Linked DNA regions of Homo sapiens: region 2 is linked to region 1. A link is an interaction called in ENCODE POLR2A ChIA-PET data of the cell type or tissue named here. Cell type or tissue: GM12878. All regions are shown on one strand. Links, peaks and the distances in the headings refer to the core of each region. The heading gives the core; the rest is flanking DNA.

What was found. ChIA-PET counts read pairs that join two places held together with the same protein. Peaks named below come from ENCODE experiments on the same cell type or tissue, not always from the same donor. Only the 100,000 strongest peaks of a DNase experiment are listed, where the experiment ranks them.
Region 2: POLR2A ChIA-PET joins it to region 1 with 5 read pairs; 2 of 35 experiments call an interaction of 5 or more read pairs at or near these places.

What each region holds. Positions count from the first base shown.
Region 1 is chr12:130,570,195-130,572,998 of GRCh38, reverse strand. All of the region lies in intron 2 of RIMBP2 (RIMS binding protein 2), which reads left to right. Among named protein-coding and RNA genes, the nearest start is that of RIMBP2, 140 kb to the left of the region's middle. In GM12878, for the core only: no CTCF peak of the experiment used is centred there; a DNase peak (open chromatin) is centred at 1,692.
Region 2 is chr12:130,771,572-130,774,375 of GRCh38, reverse strand. No RefSeq gene overlaps it. Among named protein-coding and RNA genes, the nearest start is that of RIMBP2, 57 kb to the right of the region's middle. In GM12878, for the core only: no CTCF peak of the experiment used is centred there; no DNase peak of the experiment used is centred there.

The sequences.
Region 1 (2,804 bases), core at 230-2,729:
CTTCGTCACTCGCAGCTGCCGTGGACAGCTCTGTCCCCCCGGGGGGAAGGATGCCCTGTGGCGGAATCTGGGTCCCTCCTCACAGCTCCCACAGCCCTCCTGACCCTGCTCCTACCCTGGCTCCTGCCTCGCTCCACCTGTCCCCTGAGTTGGTGGGTGCATCCCTCTGGCCCCGTCCCGTGGTGACAGTGCATACAGGTCGTCCTGCTGCACACGCGCTGGCTGTGTGCCAGCGTTCCCCAGAGCAGTGCCCCTTCTCCACCGAGAAACCCTGTGAGTCCCTGCACAGCCTCTGGATTAATTAACTCGAATGAGCATAAGCTGCCTTCTTCTGTTTGCATCTCTTGTGTCTGTTTTGTAGCAGTGCTTTCTATAACAGCACATCATGCTGTGGAAATCGGTGTCACATCCCTGCCCCTGTCAGCTTTCTAGAATCATCCAGCAAGTTCACGCAGCCCAGTAAAACCTGCACACAGGGGAAAGGGATGGAAGAATCAGGTCGTCTCCAGCCGCCTTGTAAAGGATGAGTCCACCGTCAGGCCCAGGGAGCCGAGTGTCCAAGGAAGGTCCCTTCTATACCTGATGCTCATGCGAGCCGGGAAGAAGGAAAATCAATGGGTTTTTTGTGACTGCTGGTTGCGGGGGTGATTCCATGTTTGGGGTTACTGTGAGTGCATTTGGGACTCAGGAGCGCCTGGGTCTTCAAAGGCATCTTTTGCTGATGTGTCCAAGTAGCTGGGACCTCCGTGGTGCGTGCAGTGGGAGGCCCCTCCTCCTAACACGTCTGTGGGTTTTCCGGCCGCTTTGTCCCTGTCACCCGTGCTAAGTTTCCTTCATCCCCGGCCTTCCTCATAACTCCTGGCCATGCTGTTTCACGCACTGGGGGTGGAGCAGGGAACTGAAGTGAGTCTGCTCTCAGAGCACCTGCTAGCTGGGAGACAAACAGTAGATACACCAATGGCTAAGGCTGGCATGGATGCAGCTGTGCAGGAGCAGCGAAGGGGTAGAGGTGACCGAGGGCGCCGGGACAGGCCGACCATCTGAGTGCAGCCAGGGACGGTGCTCAGGGTGGAGGGGGCTCTAGGGGTGTCCAGGTGGGAAGGGGCAGCATGTACAGCCCCGAGGTGGGCTCCCTGGGTGTGTGAGGGGGCCACAGGGAGGCCAGTGTGGGGCAGCAGAGTGAGTGAAGGGGACACAGCAGATGGCAGGTCTGAGAGGCCATGGGGGCCAGATACAAACAGCCTTGGAGGCCACAGTGAGGTTCCCGTTTTGTCCCAAGTGGGGTGGGACGGCACAGGAGGGTCTTGAGTATGCAGGTGGTGCCAACTGTCTGAGCATTAAGAGGTTACTGTGGAGTTCGAGATCAGCCTGGCCAACATGGTAAAACCCCGTCTCTATTAAAAATATAAAAATTAGCTGGGCATGGTGGCGGGCGCCTGTAATTCCAGCTACCCGGGAGGCTAAGGCAGGAGAATCGCTTGAACCTGGGAGGCGGAGGTTGCAGTGAGCCGAGATTGTGCCATTGCACTCCAGCCTGGGCAAAAAAGTGAGACTCTGTCTCCAAAAAAAAAAAAAAAAAAAATGTTACTATGGGTAGCAGTAGCACACACGGCAGCTGAGTCTTGTGTGTGGCAGCGAACACGTGGTCAAAAACCACTAAACATCTAGTGTCAGGGAGTTGCAGTTCCTAGACCTGCCAGGGTGGTTCCCCTTGCGGGGACCCATGCATGGCTGTTTTCTGTCATGGCCTCCCACTTCCCCTCCCCTGGCTGAGCTACTTCTCTCCCCCCCATCTCTAGTAACCCCCCAGTCTTTCTCCCTTTATGATGCAGACCCAGTAAAGCCTATATCTCTCTTTCCTCCTCCTTCCGGAACTCAGCCCTCTTCCCGCCATGGATTAGCCCCTTCCCTCAAGTGCCAAAACAATGACCGCAGCACGTTTTTTCTCGTGACATTTTTTTCTCAGTTCCTGCCATAAATTCAGTTCTAAGCTCCATGAGGGCAGGGCCTTTGCCTGTTTCTTCCCCATCTTTGTGTTCCTGGCACCAGCGACATCCCCCAATGCGTAGCAGGCCTTCAGTAAGCACTTGTGGAGTTAATTTCTCCTTTATCCACCTGCTTAAAGAAAAGCACCTGCCCACTCTAATTGCTGCAGTTATTTTTATTCTGTGACCTTGTTGATTATTCCCAGTCATCATCATGTTCATGAAAGTGCATAAGAAGGAACTGATGTTGCGCTTAACACTGTTCTCATTGGGTCAGAGTCCTATATGACTGTGTGTGGTGGGAACTGCTAGAGTCACTGCTCCACAGAGGGTGGGGAGCAGGCAGACTAGACGACTCCTCCACAGTGCAGAGAGCAGGCAGTCTAGACGACTCGTCCACAGCCACACAGAGCAGGTGTCGCGCAGGCAGTCTAGCCAAGGTCTGTCCTCACCTCTTACCTGTCACCTTCTGTTGCTCCTGTTTTATGCTGTTCCTCAGGTGTTGACATATCAGTGTTTTCCTCCTTTCTGAAGTTTGTTCCCGTAAAGAGCTTAAAATTTCAGGGTTTTTGTTTGGTCTCTTTTTTTGAGACAGAGTCTAGCTCTGTTGCCCAGGCTGGAGTGCAGTGGTGTGATCTCAGCTCACTGCAACCTCCGCCTCCTGGGCTCAATCTATCCTCCCACCTCAGCCTCCCAACTAGCTGGGCCTTCGGGTGCAAGCCACCATACCCGGCTAATTTTTTTGTGTTTTTTATAGAGACGGGCCTTTACCATGTTGCGCAGGCTCATCTCAAACTCCTAGGCTCAAGTCATCCTCCT
Region 2 (2,804 bases), core at 204-2,703, 200 kb before region 1:
GCTAATTTTTGTATTTGTAATTTTTTGTAGAGATGGCCATCTTACTATGTTGCCCAGGCTGGTCTCGAACCCCTGGGCTTGAGTGATCCACCTGCCTTGGCTTCCCAAAGCGCTGGGATCACAGGCGTGAGCCACTGAACCCGGCCTGCTTGCTCTTTTGATATATTCCTGATTCATTAAGGTTAATGCATCTGTTAAAAAAAATAAAAGAGAAGAGAGACTTAAGAGAAATACCAAAGGTTGTCTAAACCGTGTTGAGATTCCGATTTGAACAAAACCAACTGAATTTTTTTTTTTTTTGAGATAAGCAGATACATTTATTATGGACTGGGTATTAGAAGATAGTAAGGGATTGGTGTTAGTTTTGTTGGATGTGATAATATCACGGTGTTATGTTAATTAAAAAGTCTGTCAGTTTACAAAGCATCCGGAATACCCTCCTCTTCACAGCCTCTTTAAAGACCTAAAAACCTAAGAATGAGCTCCCAGGCAGCACGCAGCGGTGCGCGTCGTGGGGCCTAAGAGGGACAGAACACTCTTAGGTCTGTCACTACCACTGGCCTTCTTATTTCTCTCTCACTGTGCTTTAAAAAAATATCCTAGGACGGTCTTCCTGAGCTCAGAGTGGGGGATCCCTGATGTTGGCACGTCACAGGGTGATGTTGATGACACAGAGCCTGGTGAATGGATGCGGCTGTCTTGAATCAGTGCGGTGAATGCAGGCGTAGCTCAGGGGACGCAGTCGGTGCACATGAATTCAGAACGGTAGCCCTGCCAGCCCCACTGCCTTCCCGGCCTCTGAGAGGGGCCGATTCAGGGTTCTCGGTGAAGTGTTGGCTTCCCAAGGCTGCGTTAGCAGGGAGCTAGACTTAGTTTCCTCTGAGCAAGAAACATAATCATCAGTGGATGAGGGCCCTCTCCAGGCTGCAGAATCCTTTCTTTGGGGAGGTTGCTGGGCTTGTTGATGGTGAAGACTCAGCAGCCATGTAAGAAGGACTTAATGAATCCCTGGGGAACCGGGTTGTCCTCGGAGCTACAGATAAGTTATCCGAAAATCCAGCCCCCTTTCTTTGCTGTAATATATATGTGCTTGTGTGTGTGTATTTTTTCCTTTTTACAGTAGGGACTGGTGGCCAGGTGCAGGGCTTGTGCCTGCAGTCCCAGTACTTTGGGAGGCCAAGGCAGGAGAATCACTTGAGGCTAGGAGTTCAAGACCAGCCTAGGCAACATAGTGAGACCTCATCTCTACAAAAAATAAAAAAATTAGCTGAGCATGGTAGCTAATTCAGAGGCTGAAGTGGGAGGATCATTTGAGTCCAGGAGATGGAGGCTGCAGTGAGCTGAGATCATGCTACTGTACTCCAGCCTGGGTAACATAGCCAGACCCTGTCTCAAAAAAAAAAAAAAAAAAAATTAAGACAATAGGAACTTGTTAAAAATATCACAATTGTTGAATTTCCACATGAGTCCCCCCAACACTTTTACCTTGTCCTCTGTCTTTCTGCATACACCTGCCTGCCTCTCCATGACTGGAGGTGGCTGGAATAGTCACCTTATCTTTCCCCAGATCTTTCCCAGATGGCTTGAAATCCCCCAGTGCGGGGTGGCCTCACTGGGAGTCTCCTCTGGAAGGCTGTGTGTCCTTGCTCTCACGCTGGGTCCTGAACCTCCTGTGTCTTGGAGGCCCATGTTCTGGAAGTGATCAGTGATGTGGTTTGGATATCTCCCCCTCACTGTCTTGTGGTAATGAGTGAGTTCTCGCTCTATGGGTCCCTGCAAGGTCTGATTGTTAAAAAGCCCGGCAATGGGCGTGGTGATGGGTGCCTATATTCCCACCTACTCGGGAGGCTGAGGCAGGAGAATAGCGTGAACCCAGGGGGCGGAGCTTGCAGTGAGCTGAGATCGCACCACTGCACTCCAGCCTGGGCAACAGAGCGAGACTCCGTCTCAAAAAAAAAAAAAAAAAAAAAGCCCGGCAATGTCCTACCCTTCCCCACTCCCCCGTCCCACTCCATGTGCTACACCTGCTCCCCTTCCCCTTTCTCCATGAGTGGAAGGAGCCCAAGGCCTCACCAGTTGTTGGCACATGCTTCTTGTTCAGCCTGCAGAATCATGAGCCAAATAAACCTCTTTTCTCTATATATTGCCCAGCCTCAGGTATTCCTTTAGAGCAATGCAAAGTGGACTTAGATAGTCAATGAAACAAAGGGGATGTGAGGCTGGTGGCCCAAGTCAGCTGAGGATGCTGGGCTGAGAGCATACCTTCTCTTGCCTGCTGGTTTCCATGGCACGAACCCCTTTCTTTCCTCACTGCAGCCACTGTATGTAATCAAGTCCCATTTTCTCAGCACCTAGAGCTGTACTGGGCATGAAATAGATGTTACTTGAAGGAAAGAGCCCAGGTAGCACAGTCAGCAGCAGAGGCAGCATGTGTCGCCCTGTCTGACATCGCGAGCCTTTTCAGAGACCCAGGGGCTGCTACCAGCTAAGGCAGTGTGCAGCCATTCAGCAAATATTCATCAGCACCTGCTCTGCGCGAGGCCTGGCTCTAGGTGCCCTGAGCAAGCCAAACAGGGAACTTGCTCACCGGAACTTAGGTTCTAGTGCAGAAGATCGACAGTAAACCAGCCAGCCGAAACCCCATACAGCTCTGAAATGAGAGCAAGAGAAAGACTGTGAAGAATTGGGCGCACGGTATTGGGATAGAGTGGCCAGGAGGTGGTGGAGGTAGGGGTGTTCACCACAGTGGCCAGGGAGAGGCCAACTGAAGGGAGGACGGCATGTGAAGAAGGTGGAGGAGTGGG